Linked DNA regions of Homo sapiens: all the other regions are linked to region 2. A link is a contact called in ENCODE Hi-C or POLR2A ChIA-PET data. All regions are on one chromosome and are shown on one strand. Each heading gives the region's core, a stretch centred on a gene start or an enhancer-like site at or near the end of the contact. The rest is flanking DNA. Distances are from core to core; before and after follow the strand shown.

Evidence for each region. A loop is a pair of places that touch in the nucleus more often than their neighbours do. ChIA-PET counts read pairs that join two places held with the same protein, here RNA polymerase II (POLR2A). Pooled maps may share reads with other maps.
Region 1: a map of ovary shows a loop between it and region 2 (3-fold over the local background). The contact joins the enhancer-like site here to the promoter of CABLES2 in region 2. A Hi-C loop is called at or near these places in 10 of 168 maps with a recorded cell type or tissue (PC-9, dorsolateral prefrontal cortex, heart left ventricle and 3 more) and 12 of 50 pooled maps.
Region 3: a pooled map shows a loop between it and region 2 (3-fold over the local background). The contact joins the promoter of SLCO4A1-AS1 here to the promoter of CABLES2 in region 2. A Hi-C loop is called at or near these places in 5 of 37 single-sample maps with no recorded cell type and 8 of 50 pooled maps. POLR2A ChIA-PET finds 5 or more read pairs at or near these places in 3 of 52 experiments (HEK293T, HepG2 and MCF 10A).

What each region holds. Positions count from the first base shown.
Region 1 is chr20:62,017,002-62,021,867 of GRCh38, forward strand. All of the region lies in intron 1 of TAF4 (TATA-box binding protein associated factor 4), which reads right to left. Among named protein-coding and RNA genes, the nearest start is that of MIR3195, 45 kb to the right of the region's middle. RefSeq lists an enhancer at 4,640-4,866. Within about 2 kb of position 3,375, at least 8 of the 41 ENCODE cell types and tissues checked have a DNase peak (open chromatin) inside an H3K27ac peak, as active enhancers do; they include ovary, where a contact is called at or near this core.
Region 2 is chr20:62,404,773-62,409,500 of GRCh38, forward strand. It overlaps CABLES2 (Cdk5 and Abl enzyme substrate 2), which reads right to left and starts at 2,513. Exons shown (of 10, transcript NM_031215.3): 1 at 2,143-2,513. The coding sequence starts at 2,504. LOC105372709 (a long non-coding RNA gene) reads right to left here and starts at 2,122. Exons shown (of 2, transcript XR_936967.3): 1 at 118-2,122. RefSeq lists a silencer at 2,430-2,679.
Region 3 is chr20:62,663,715-62,668,313 of GRCh38, forward strand. It overlaps SLCO4A1-AS1 (SLCO4A1 antisense RNA 1), which reads right to left and starts at 2,907. Exons shown (of 4, transcript NR_024470.1): 1 at 2,671-2,907; 2 at 2,146-2,296; 3 at 1,210-1,783. SLCO4A1 (solute carrier organic anion transporter family member 4A1) reads left to right here. Exons shown (of 12, transcript NM_016354.4): 6 at 1,220-1,374; 7 at 2,666-2,861; 8 at 4,031-4,196; 9 at 4,298-4,470.

The DNA.
Region 1 (4,866 bases), core at 2,125-4,624, 390 kb before region 2:
GCGTGGTGGCACACCTGTAGTTCCAGCTACTTGGGAGGCTAGGGTGGGAGGATCATCTGAGTCCAGGAGCTGGAAGCTGCAGTGGGCTACCATCGCATCATCACACTCCAGCCTGGACCACAGAGTGAGACCCCATCTCCTAAAAACAAAAAAAAAAAATGTTTTTAAGGAATTCTGAGAAGCCAATAATGGACGCAGACTTAAGTGCACACATGGGAATGGGACGGAAACAGGACAAAGGAGGCTTCAGTGTCCGTCCCAGTGCCTCCACACCCAATGTCAAACCTGACATTCTCATAGTGAGTGAAGAGACTTTAATTATCAGGAGCTTTGTGCTTTAAAAAATTGCATCCAAGGCCAGGCACGGTGGCTCACGCCTGTAATCCCAGCACTTTGGGAGGCCAAGGCGGGTAGATCACGAGGTCAGGAGATAGAGACCATCCTGGCTAACACGGTGAAACCCCATCTCTACTAAAAATACAAAAAAAAAAAAAAATTAGCCAGGCATGGTGGCGGGCCCCTGTAGTCCCAGCTACTTGGGAGGCTGAGGCAGGAGAATGGCATTAACCTGGGAGGCAGAGCTTGCAGTGAGCTGAGATCGTGCCGCTGCACTCCAGTCTAGGCGACAGAGCGAGACTCCGTCTCAAAAAATTAAAATAATAATTTAAAAAAATTGCATCCAAAAAATTAGCCAGGTGTGGTGGTGCATGCCTGTAATCCAGCTACTTCAGAAGCTGAAGCAGAATCGCTTGAACCTGGGAGGCGGAGGTTGCAGTGAGCCGAGATTGCACCACTGCACTCCAGCCTGGACGACAGAGCAAGAGTCCACCTCAAAAAAAAAGAAAAAAAAAAGTATCCAGATATATTTAAAGGAATACGTTCAAAAAAAAAAGTATTAACAAAATAGCAATGTGGTTAAAATTCTAACAAAATAAAAGTGGCATTCTGGACATCACAGAAGTGTAGGGAAACAGCCATGGGTCACTGTGAAAATGTGCCCTGTGGTCGGGCCCAGTGTCCCTTGTGGTCAGGAAAGTTGGAGAAGGAATCAAACGTCCCACAAGAAGTGACCATGTGACTTCAGGCAGGTACAACGTAGCTTCTCGAGGCATTGAAAATATCTGTGAACCAAGCGCGAGTGGCCACGTCTCCTAAGCCGAACTGAGGTTTGCTTCCAACAAACAGCACATAAGAGGCGCTGTCACTGGGGACTTTCTTGTCCGCCTCCCTGGTTATTGTATCACAGCCTGACTGTACCAAAAAGCAAAGTCAGACACTGTGTGATGATCTGAGGACACTCAGAACACCAACGGCTGCATCCACGCCATGTTTCCGAGAGGTTCTCACAGTTCTGGGTCCTGTGAGCTCTGTTTACGGACAAATAATCCAGCAGCATCTATTCACGCCAAGGCAAAGAAGTGCAACTCCGTCTCAAGACATAACTAATTTAAGAGTAATCAACCGTGGTTACGGGCGGCACCTGACCTACGAAAGGCAGCCGCCCCTCCTGCCTCTACTCCTCTCTCTGCACTTGCAGCAGGGTACACGTGGCAGGTGTGGCCCCCACCCCGCCCCACAGATGGGACCCCAAGGCCAGGGCGGAGGGTTCTGTCTGAGAGCTCCCCAGAGAGAGCCACGTGGGACACTGGCCGTGTCCCCACCCAGGTCTTTGTGAGGAATGCAGAGAGGAGCCAAGGATGACAGGGAGCAGGGCTCTCGGATACAGAGGCACAACCGGCTCCACGCACCCAGCCCTCGAGTCAGGGAGGAAGCAGTCAAACCTGCAACAAGAAACACGACATCCGTCCCAAAGACCCTCAGCATCCTCGTCCAACCAAGATGGGCAATTCCAGGTGGTGACGGGATGGGGCATAGCCCTGAAGGTCATTAACAGTTAAGGTCAGGAAGCTGGGGCCTGGGACCCTGCCTCCTGACCGGGCCACTGTGGCCACCGCCGCCTCCCCCGCAACCTCCCCAGCTCACAGCCCCTCTCTCTGCCCCACCCCACCTTCCTGGAGACTCCTTCATGGCACAGCCAAAACCCCACACCAGCCAATGTGCACATACAACCACCACAATGGGTCAGGGTCCAGCTAACAGAACCGCACTGGGGCTTCCAATTGTCCTAATATCTTCCTTACCACAGAAAGAAGTGTTCTTCACAGAAAGTTTAATAAGTGCAGAGAAGTACAAGAACAATGGAAACCTCCTGAAGCCCCTCTCCTGGCTGGCACAGCTCAGGTGCCACTCAGTGTGCACCGTGCACTTGGAAGCCGTAAGGACCACGGAGGCCACCCGCCCGAGTTCCCTGCCAGCTCCCCCGTTCCCTGCCCGCTCCCCGGGCGCACTTCCCATGGCAGTAAACATTCTTCAGAAACGTAACTGTCCGTGGCTACATACTATTTCATCCAAATTGTGTTTATAATTTCCTTCTGGTGAAGATTTAAGCTATTTTCTATTTTTCATTATGGTGAAAATGTAGGTTTTGAAACTGAAACAGTGTGAAACTCTCCACTCTCCCAGCGGTTCAAGGCCACACTGCTTGAGGCGGGCAATGCAGAGCCAGCAGTGGCCACGAGACGCCTCCCTGGGGAAGGAGCAGCGTGCACTCCTCCAAAGCCTGGCCAGTGGCCAGTGGTGACCAGTGGTGACCAGTGCCTCCCCCAGAGCCTTCCAGGGACCCACGTCCCCAGCTCAGCATGCCGCCACCGATTCCCACAGTGTGAGTGAATCCCACCCTCCCTGAGGAGAAACACCAGGGTTCTTACCCCACACAACAGTTTTCCTGATTCCTTTTGTAGGTAACACTTTTACTGTACTTGAAGCCAAAATGTAGAGCATGCGAAGCTGTGCCACAACCACACGGGCACCTGCACCCTGGGAACCCCCACCTGTGGGGGAAATGCCTTTGCCGGGTGCCGCAGGCCGCCCCGCACTCTCAGCACAAACCCCGGCCCTGGGCCTGGGGCTGTGGACTCCGCCCTGGCCTCCTGAGGCCCAGCCCCGGCTACCTCTTGGCCCTGCACCACCCGCCCTGGCTTGGCTCTGTCTGTGGCTCTCCTGTGTAGCCCAGGTCAGGACACATCCCTCCACAGGGGTCCATGTTCACCTCTGCCAAACCCAGGGCTGTGACCATCCTGCTATGCAAGTCACTCCGGAGCATGGCACCAGCCCCAGCCCCAGCCCAGGACGACAGGCCCCTGTGGATTCTCAGAGGGGCATTTCCTCCCTCCCAACGCACAGGACAGGCTGCAGGCACCGCTGTGCCCTCTGCCGGTGGGGGGGCTCTTTCTGGTCCTGAGGGGCTCTCAGCCCCAGCTCTCCTCCTGAGGCTACAGGACTCTCTGGCACAAGCATCAGGGGCACGGAGCCAGGCGCTGAACAGTCGCCCCTGCCAGCCCACGGGGACACAAGGTCCCAACCCTCAGCTGCTGTCCAGCTCCACGTCTGAGCCCTGCTGGTTTTCCTTATCTTCTAGAACGCTAAACTCTTCATTTAAAAGAACATTTATCCAACTTCCCCAGCCTTTCTGGGTGTCTGGTAATGGGAAGCTTTGTTAGGACTTCTGTCCCATCTCACCGTCATGTCGCAGCTCAATACCAGCCCCTCCACCAGATGGGCAAACAGCCAGGGACCACCAGCCACCTGAGGAAGGCCCAGCATCAACCCAGACACCAAAGCAGTGAACTGATCAAAATAAGCAAGAAACCCTCTTCAAAATCACAAAGATTATCCAATACGACAGTCAAATTAAAAATTCCTGGGATGACCAGACGACAGCACCGAGGCATTCCCCCTGAATACAGTATAGAAAAAGAGAGTGGAAACTTGGAAGAACAGATGAGAAAATGTGAAGGAGCATTCCAGAAAACACAACAGGTGATCAACAGAAATTCTAGGAGGACAGAAAGGACAGCAGTTGCTGGAGCCAGCGTGAACATGAGGAAGGAGGCGCACACCAGCCTCACCACAGAAGCCAGACCACTGGGAAGGAAAGACCTTCCCCGTGTTTCCAGGGGAAAAACACAGATCCCAGCCACAGTACGGGGAAGGAGAGCTCAGCAGCCCTGAGAGCTCCACAGAAACGGGAAGAGATGGCCAGCACCTTCGAAACCCCCCGGGAAATTACCTTCCACCTGGAACTCAACGCCAGGCCAAACCACCCACCAAGGCTCAGAGGCAAAAAAAGGCATTTCAGACACACTAGGTCTCAAAAAAGGTATATTCTGTAAGAAGGGAGAAGCCACTTAAACAAGGGAATAAGTGAAGAAAACAAAAGACAGGATCCAGGAAACATGGGACTGAACCCCAAGGAAACAAGGGGACTCTCAAGGATGAAGCAGAAGGGAGGAACAGGCATGGCCAGGCACAGGGTCCGGAGGGCCAGGGCGCTGGGGCTGGCCACAGGGCAGTAAGCACCTGGGAACCCACAGCCCTTCTAGCTGCTGAGACACAGCTGCCTGCACAGGGAGCAGAAGCAGCACAGCACTTGGCTCGACTCAAACAGCGTGTTCACAGCCAAGGGCCGTGCGCGCCCAACGCGGAGTCGGCCAGGGCTGCGTGGGCTGGGCCGGGGCTCTGCGGACTGCGGCTGGGCAGCCAGACGGTCGCTAGCTGACACTCACTCGGCAACCTCAGGAGGTGGCTGTACAGGCAGGGCCATGTGGATACACGTTCCAAAGTGGTCCCCTCTGAGAGGCAGTTAAAAGGGGGTGGGTGGGCCAGCAGAGTTTGTTTCTCACTGAAAGCTCTGCTCTTCAAAACAGGCATATGATTAAAGTTCTATACTTTTTTTTTTGAAACAGAGTCTCACTTAAAGTTTTACATTTTTAAATATTTAAAAAAAGAAAAAAAAAGACAGCCGGC
Region 2 (4,728 bases), core at 1,263-3,762:
CCTGGGCAAGGCAAGGGGTGGTGGCGCTTGGGCCCATGGTGGGTACGGCAGGAGGACTGCAGGCACCCAGCCCATGCCACGTCCCATCCTGTCCCAGGGATGCCGGCCACAGCGCACCTTCTAACAATCCCACAGGGCAGGGATGTGCTGCACGTGGGCAGCATGCTGCGCTCAGAACTGTCACCATGGAGGCTCTGGGCCTGCAGGGGGTGCCTTCTCAGTCACAGGCACTTCCCTGCGCGTCGCCACGCTCTGCCTCCCTCCACTCAAGTGGGCTCCACTCCACGCCAGGCCTGGTGCACACAGGGGTGCATGAACTCTGTGGAAGGAGGGCCTATGACAGCACCCAGTCTGCCTGGTGTCACCATCCGGTTCTGGACACTCAACATGCAGGACTGAGGGAGAAAGCTGTTTCCATGTCAAACAACAGGGCCCGGGGTTAGGGAAAAGCCCACCACACCTGCGGAGCTCGGCCCGTTGGGGTGAGCCCGCTTCCCCTGGAGTCCACACCTTAGGGCCTTGCCGCTCTGCCCTGGAGAGTCACCACCTTGTTCCATCTCTCCCGCCTTCCTGAAGGAGCTGGCCATGCCAAATGCATGGGGCCTGGCTGCCACATTTGGGCAAATCCATCCCTCTGCCCCAATCATCCCTCTGACCCTCCCTGGAGCAGCGGCCAGGCATGTCCGTGGGGGGACATCTTGTGGACAGGCCTGGGTCTGCAGGCACCCTCAGCCTGGCTACGGCCAGGAACACTTCCAAGGATGGAGTGCACCGCGACCTGCGTGTGACGCAACCTGCATGTGACGTCATAGTCTTTGAGGACAGAGTGCTGTGTTCTGGGCCCAAACTTCCCCAACCAAAGACCTTAGAGGAACCCAATGCCTCCACCTGCCCGAAGGCCAGGGGCGTGGGGCAACTCTGATGACCTCCAGGTAAGCAAGGAGCACGTGCCAGCCTTGACCCAAGAGCTCTGTGTCGGCCCCTTTGCTGCACACCTGCAGGGGCTGCCTCTGGGAACAGCCGCCCAGCAGGCACTTGGACCTGTGGACAGTGGCTCCCTTTGAGAAGGAACCGCAACAAGCAGCCAGTCCTGGGCCCAGAGCCCACAGTCACTCCTGGAGGTGAGGGCTGTGGGAGGCAGGGTCACCCAGGTCCTGTGGTCTCTGGGAGAAGGACACAGGGTGTCGGGCAGCCAGGGGCCATCTGGGCAGGGGGCACACGCTGGACAGGCAGGGCTCATGGTTGGGGTTGCCCTGGGATGGGCTGAGGTGGTTCCCAGAAATGGAATCAAGGCAGGGGGAGCAGTGGAGACCCAGGGTGTGACAGACCCAAAGATACCGAGCTGAGAGTGATGTGGGGAAGGGCGGGGCTCAGCAGGGAAGTGACAGGGAGAGGAGGGGTGCCAGAGACCAGTGGCTGTGGGATGGGAGATGTGGCTGTGCAGGGGCCTCTGGGAACAGGTGTCAGTGACAGTGCCAGGAGGACCCCGGCCCACATGCTGGGTCTGAGGAGGTGGGCATGGACGGTGTGGCCCGGTTCAAAGAATGCGAAGAGATGCACAGGGCTGTCCATGTGTCCCTGTGTCCCGGGCACTGGTACCAGTGGATGGGGGTGGGGGCATGTCCAGAACCCACAGGGCTGGGGGTCTCAGGGGTAATAAGGGCTGAACCCTAAAACCCATTTCAGAGCACTGACAACGTGGAGATCCAGACCCCGTATTCAGGGGCTGGGAGAATTCAGGGGACAATGAACCCTATGTGTGGGGGGTGACAGGGCCTGAGGAAACCCTCAGCCAGCCCAGGAACCCCCAGTTCTGTATCCAGGACTGACAAGGTCCCAGGTGAACCCAACCCCTGTGTCCTGGGCTGATGAGGGCCCAGACTGACCCTGACCCCTGTGTCCTGGGTTGACAGGGGCTCAGGTCACCTGAACCTCTGTCCAGGGCTGACAAGGCCCCAGGTGAACCCAACCCCTTTGTCCTGGCCTCTGTCCAGGGCTGACAAGGCCCCAGGTCACCTGACCCCCTTGTCCTGGGCTGATGAGGCCCCAAGTAATCCTGACCCCTAGTCCTGGGCTGATCCGGCCCCCGTCCCCGTCCCTGTACCCCGCGTCCTGGGCTGACCTGGCCGGGCCCCCACTCACCTCTGGCGCTGCCCATCCAGGCCGAGGCCGGTGGGCACCTGCGTGGGGCTGAGCAGGCCCTGGGGCGCGGGGGTCCTGGCGGGCAGCCCGGTGGGGGGCTCCGGCGGCGGCGGCGCTGGCGGTTCGCGGGCCTCGGCGGGCGGCGGCGGGGGCTTCTCTCCGCCCGGGCCCAGGCTCGGGGGCCGCCCGTCCAGGGAGATGTTGTTGAGGAAGAAAAGCGCGGCCTGGCGGCGCCGCGAGTCCCCGCGCCTCCGCAGCGCCTGCGGCGGGGCCCGAGCGGCCGAGGTCGGCGCGGCGGGTGGCGGGGGCCCGGCGGGGCCGGGGGCCGGGCCCGGGGCTCCACCGGCCGCGGCCGCGGCCATCCTCAGACTGCGCCCGCCGCCGCGAAGCGCCCCACCCCCTGCCCGCGCGCCCGCGCGCCCGCCGCCCATTGGCCGCGGCGCGCCCACATGCAAATGTATCGCCGTCGCGCTCTCCCATTGGCCAGCGAGGTGCCGCGCTCAGGGCGCTCCCCTGGGTCCTAGAGGCGGTCGGACGCAGCAGCAGGGAGTCGGGAGCTGCGCGCCTCCCCGCCGGTTCGAGTCCCCGTCTTGGGACCTGCGGCCGCGGGGCTCTCGCTTTCTGTTCCCTTTGCTGTATGGCGGCCTTCGCGGATGGCCTCCATCGAGCGCACATTTTAAGGCTCCGGACCCAGGGCGGCGTGGGTGAGGCCCCAGCACACTTCCCTGTCCGGAGGTGTGTCTGGGCGGCGCTTCAGCGGGCGCAGGGCGGCCCCTGGAGGAGCCCCACCGCTTCCCGGAAGGGCCCGCGTGCCATCTGGCCTCCTTCATTGACAGAAGGGAACGAGGGTCTGAGTGGAGAAGGCACCTGCTTGGGATCAAAGCCCCAGGCAGAGTCCTGCACTTCCTGCAGTAGCAAAGTGACCTTGAGCCTGCCTTGTGCCCAGGCCTGTTTCCTCTCTGTGCCTGGGTGCCCCTGACTTCAGAACCTGTGAGCCCGTGGCACCGGGATGGTCAGGGCCTGCCTCTGGAGCCCGGGAGCCTGTCTGCAGTCTGGAGGGGAACCCGCTGTATCTTTGTGGAGGGACTCAGGACCTTGCACCCACCTCTGTGTCACCTGCCTGCTCTGTCCAGCTTTCTTTCATGGGTTTACGTATCTTTAAAGAGGGGACAATGATTTCAGCCTCAGGGTACTGTCAGGATGAAACTGGCTCAGTGAGGGGGTCGGGCTGTGGCCGGAGGCCAGGCACATGCAGTGGTCAGTCCGCGAATGCGCTGCAGTACCTCGCACCTGCCCGCATGCGCCCAGCCTCTCCTGTGCTGGGTGCTGGGGACCCGGTGGGACCGACAGGCACAGCGCTGGCCCTAGGAGCACCTGGTGTGTGGGGAGGCAGCATGATGGCCAACAAGGCAGTGGGCGAGTGGGCAAGACAGGGTCTTCATCACCACCCCTAGCATGGGCCCCTGCCCTTCAGGCCCCTACCCACCTCCCGCCTGCCTGCTCCCTCCTGTGGGCCTTCACGGGCCACCATTGGGGCTCACGCAGCATGCAGCACCTCCATTTCCTTTCCCTCCGCCCTTCCAAGTTGGCCTCCAAGGCCTCTGCCAGGCCTAGGGGAAGGTGGGCAGCTGTCCTGTCTAGGAGAACGCGGGGCTGGGTGGCATAGCAGAGGGGTGGCTGCGGATTCTGGATCCACAGAATGGGGTGCTGACTTGTGTGCCTGGGGGCTCCCGTGAGCGGGGAGTGAGTGTGTCCAGCGCTGTAGGGTGCTGAGGCTGGGGCAGGCACACAGTGGGCCCTCCATCCCTGCTGGCTATCACCAGGAGGAGGGGCCTGACAGGGGAGGGTGGGCCATACACCAGCAGCTTGCAGAGAATCTGGTGTCAGATGAGAACAGAAAGGGGCGAGTGAGGGTGGAGGGCAGGACGCAGGAGGCAGGAGGCAGCTGTCCGTGCTGGCTGCAGCGCCGGGTCCTGGGGATCGGCTGTGCAGTAGGGGGGCCCCTAGCCAGTTCTTCTTTGCTGGCGCTAAGCTAGACTTTGAGGGACAAGGAGGAATGCTGAGGAAGGAACGGGGTCTCTTCCTGGGTCTGGTGAACCCCCTTGCTAGGCTCCCGCTGCCAGTCTTCTCCCCTCCCCAGGGTGTCGATGGGTGGCCAAAAGCCAACCTGGCCTGCGGGCAGTGTGTAGGGAACACACGGCTTTTGTTTCGTGTGATTCTGGAGAAATTAAAGCAACCTTTAACACACCTGGACTTCCCTCTTGGGAGTTCAGTCCCTCTGGCCTCTCAGGACAACAGGCAGACATGTCACAGGCTGCAGGTGGGAGGCAGTGCCCCCTGAGTCAGGCCCGCACCCCAGTCTGGCCCAGGCCTCACCCAGCCCAGTCGTTGGCCCGTGTCCTGCCATCCCTGTGATGCGTGGTTTTAAATGCCCAGCTCACCTTGGTGCTTTGGCTGCAGAGGGCCCTGCTCATGAGTTTCGCTCCTTATTTTCTTTGGCTCTCACCCTGAACTCTGAGCAGGTGTCAAGCGCAGGGCTCTGTCTGGATGCTCCTGACTGCAGGCCTGGCCCTTGGGCTGACTTCT
Region 3 (4,599 bases), core at 1,657-4,156, 260 kb after region 2:
GCGTGCTGTGAACAGGATGCAGGCAGCTGTGAGCTGGGATGAATGTGAGCTTTGCCCAGTCTGGGTGATCTGTGTACCCCAGAGAGAGCCGAGCCTCTCTTTGCAGAGGCGGTTTCCCTTCTGTCTGCCTCGATCACTGCACTGGCTGGGAGGGCTTTGCGTGGTTTACACCATGCAACACGTTTTCCATCTCAGCATCTTATGCGCTTAAGCAGCGGTTGGGCGTTAGCCCTGCTCAGGCCTCCAATGCTAACAAAAACAGGGAGAGCCTCCATTCACCCCCCAGGGCCTCGTGTGCAGGGACAGGCAGCCCCGACGCACTGCTGTCGGCCACCTCCTGGGTTAGAAACTGCAAGGCCTGATGTGGGGCCTTCCCAGCTTCCAGGGGGCTATGTCCTTATCCTGAGACCCCACAGCCAGGACCGCAACAGGCAGATGTGGAGGCTGAGGCTGAGCCCTCAGGGCCAGACGGCTCAGAGTTCCCACAGTTCCCCCCAGGGCTCCAGGCCCATGCACCAAGGACTCGCCCCAGTTGAGGCCTCACCACCCCCAGGGCCACTGGCCCCCAAGTGCAAACCAAGCTAGCCAGGTCCGTCTACCCAGGGGCTTCTTGCATGGAGGGTTCGAATCCCAGTGGCTTCCTGCCCCACTTCTCCCAGGGGCTGGCGGTTGGGGACTGGCCACAGTCCCCATTCCCGTGATTCCATTCCCCTATCCCAGGGCCTGTCCGGTCCTGGACTTGGTGGCCTCTGCCTGCCCCAGCCAGTTCCCTTTTTCAGGCCCTGCTGCTGGCCAGTGACGGAACAGGGTCCTGGGTCACTTGGGGTCTCTCCCCACCTGAGCTGAAGCTCTGGCCAAGGCACTGATAAGGTTTTTCCCTAATCAGGGACTGCAGCTTTCAGGACAAGTGGGCCACAGGCATAGGCTCAGCCTGGCGCCCCCTGGGTTTCTCTGGAATAAGTGTGGGTGTCCCCCACCTGCCTGCACCCCACTCTACTCCCTGTCGGAACAGGGGCCCTTTGTAATCAGACCGGGGAGCTGACAGCCTCAGGAACAGCAGGTTCCTCCCACCCTGGGTCTGGCCCACTCTGACCCTCAGTCTCTTCTCCACACCCCGACCTCTGCCCACCACTCTGACCCTCAGTCTCTTCTCCACACCCCGACCTCTGCCCACCACTCTGACCCTCAGTCTCTTCTCCACACCCCCACCTCTGCCCAGCTCCATCTGGCTCCTGCTGAAGAACCCCACGTTCATCCTGCTCTGCCTGGCCGGGGCCACCGAGGCCACTCTCATCACCGGCATGTCCACGTTCAGCCCCAAGTTCTTGGAGTCCCAGTTCAGCCTGAGTGCCTCAGAAGCTGCCACCTTGTTTGGTGAGAAAACTGAATCTTGGGGGTCCTCTGCTTTTATGTCAGTTCTCAGAAACAGAGTCTTCAAGGGCATCTTCTAGAAAGACCCAGACAGGGCACATGGCAGTGAGTGCCCTCCCACCCCCGCTGCCAGAGCAGGTGTGGAGAGCGCCACGGGGGCTGAGCGACTCTGTCCACAGGCCGGGAGAGTGGTGGTCCTGCCCTCTTTGTGGGACATGCTCCGTAGGTGGAAGGGTCCACGGTGGGCTCCACCCCCTAGCCACCTAGTCTTGGCTTCTGTGACTTGGTGCAGGAAGGGTTTGGACCTGGCTGTTCCATGAGCCAGGCACTGGTGCCTCAGGACCTCCTGGAACAGTGCAGCTGGGGGTTTCTCGGTGCCAGAGGCAGGCTGGCCTTCCCAGGCTGGGCAGGTCTGCAGAAAGTGGGGACCCCTCCTCAGAGCTGCTCCTCCTGCCAGCGTTCACAGAGTACCCTGGGCCATGGCAGAGGTGCCAGGCATGTGGGCCACCACCGCCAATCTACCGCGCTCTACCCTTCCAGGGTCCACTATCTGGACAGGAAGAGGGCATCAGATGAGGGCTCCCCTCCCTCCCCCACAGGCCCATCCTGGCCTGGCCCCTCTGGGCTGACCTCACAAGCCCACATTCCCACACTCAACAGCCCCCCAGAGGTCAGCTCTACTGCCCCTTGGAGAGCCTCCCCACCTGTCCCCCCAAATCTGTCCCCTCCCCACCTGTCCCCCCAAACCTGTCCCCTCTCCACCTGTCCCCTCACCTGTGCCCTCCTCACTTGTCAGCCCAGAAGCTAGATGCCAGCTAATCGCAATTTTTTACTGTTGGTGGCCACTCAGGCTTCGACAAATGTCCTTGTCACAGCCTGCAGGGACTCGGCAGAGGCCCCTGGGGGAGGAGGGGGTGTGGCTGCCCTGGAGGGGGGTCAGTGGAGGAGTCATTGGCTTCCCACTGGGGCAGGGGCCGCTGACCTTGGAGCACTCTGGGCTCTCCTCCTCCCCCCGCCCCGCCCCGCCCCCCCGCTCCCCCTTCCCCTTCCCCTTCCCCTTCCCCTTCCCCTCTGAGGCATCCCCGCTGTGGGCTCTGGACAGAGGTCCCTCCTAGGGCTCTATCAGCGCAACAGCTAAGCACTCAGGTGTGGTGTTGAGTGCTGCCATGCAGGCAGGAATTGATCCCTCTATGCCTCAGTTTCCCCACCTGTAAAGTGGACCCGGCTGATCCACCACCCTCTCCCACCACGGCCCCCTGCCTGAGTCCCTGGCTGAATCCCTCCCTCTCCCCAGGGTACCTGGTGGTGCCAGCGGGTGGTGGCGGCACCTTCCTGGGCGGCTTCTTTGTGAACAAGCTCAGGCTCCGGGGCTCCGCGGTCATCAAGTTCTGCCTGTTCTGCACCGTTGTCAGCCTGCTGGGCATCCTCGTCTTCTCACTGCACTGCCCCAGTGTGCCCATGGCGGGCGTCACAGCCAGCTACGGCGGGAGGTGAGGGCCAGATGGCACCTGGGTACGCGTCGGGGCCCCAAGCACCCGCGGTCCCTGGGCATGGAGGAGGAGTGGTGCAGCACTTGGGAGAGGTGGTTTTGAAAAGGGCTACGTCACAGGACAGCGGCAAGGGCAACACCCGCTCAGCAGGGCACCCGGCAGCATCCACGTGAAAAGGCACCATGCCAGCCCCCAGCAGTGCCTGCGCTTGGGTCCCGGCTGTGCCCCCGGGCAGTCATATGCCTCTCTGGGCCTCAGCACTCTGCTCTGTAGCTGTGTCAAATGGAACAACAGCCCTAGTGTTCGGGGTCCTTGAGGCTGGTCTCTCGGTGACATAAAAAGTGTCCCAGGATGTGCTCCTGGAGTTGCCATGTGCTGGGAGTGGGAGGGACACCTGCTGGTCAGGTGGCAATTAGGGAATATCCAAAATACACGTAGGTAGCCTGCACCTCGGCCCTGCCCTGCGGGCCCCGGGAGTGCACCTGCAGGTGCCGTGCAAGGCCGAGAAGCACAAAGCAGCCGTTGTGGCATTATCGGAACCTAAGAGTCATCAGGGTGGACGGGGTCACTACGCTGTCCTCACAACAGAGGCCCTGCCCACAAAGGAGTGGAGGAAGCTCATCCTGGGCCACTGCCAAGACATACTGTGAAGTGGGAAAAAGGAAGGAGTTGGACAATGGGCGCAGTGTGCTCTGATTCAAGTGAGAAGTGCAGATGTTTGTGACTGCCGAGGGGCGTGTACGTGCAGACGACCCCTGCAAATGCACAGCCGGCCTGTGGCTGGAGAACCGAGGACTGGGGTGGGGCTGGGGCCACGAGGCTGCCTTTGTGTACTTGGCGCTTTTTCTTTCCTAATGTTTGTATTTGATCCATATGAATGTGTTGCCTGTCCAAAAACAAATGAACTAGGGAAAGGGGCTGTGCATCAGGCGGACGGTGCTGGGGGGCATGGGTGTGCCTTCCTTGCGTGAGGAGGAAAAACCATTCTATCACCAGAAGGCAGTGCCCAGTGTGAGTGCCCAGCGTGCTGGGGGCGGTGCAAGCTTGGCAAGTTTGTAGACCCGAAATGCAGGCTGCATGGGGACGAGCCCCATGGCTGACCCTGTGCCTGCTGGGCGCCAGCATGGCTCTGGCCTGGACCCTACCACTCGCTTGTCCCCCCTCTGCAGCCTCCTGCCCGAAGGCCACCTGAACCTAACGGCTCCCTGCAACGCTGCCTGCAGCTGCCAGCCAGAACACTACAGCCCTGTGTGCGGCTCGGACGGCCTCATGTACTTCTCACTGTGCCACGCAGGGTGCCCTGCAGCCACGGAGACGAATGTGGACGGCCAGAAGGTGAGTGGAGCCGCTGCCTACCGCCCCTGTCCTCCCCTGGACCCTGGGAAGGGGCCCCCGTGCCTTCCCCTTGTAATCGGAGCTATTGTTGGGCTTCCCAGGTGTACCGAGACTGTAGCTGTATCCCTCAGAATCTTTCCTCTGGTTTTGGCCATGCCACTGCAGGGAAATGCACTTCAACTTGTCAGAGAAAGCCCCTCCTTCTGGTTTTCATATTCGTTGTAATTTTCTTTACATTCCTCAGCAGCATTCCTGCACTAACGGCAACTCTACGGTAAGCTGGGGTCGGGTGTGCGCTTGTCCAGAGCTTTCCTTGCAGCACCCTGAGGCGGAGCTCTGCAGATCCTGAGACAGGAGCACTCCAGGAAACACCCAGGTCTAAGCGGGCCTGTCTGTCACTGGT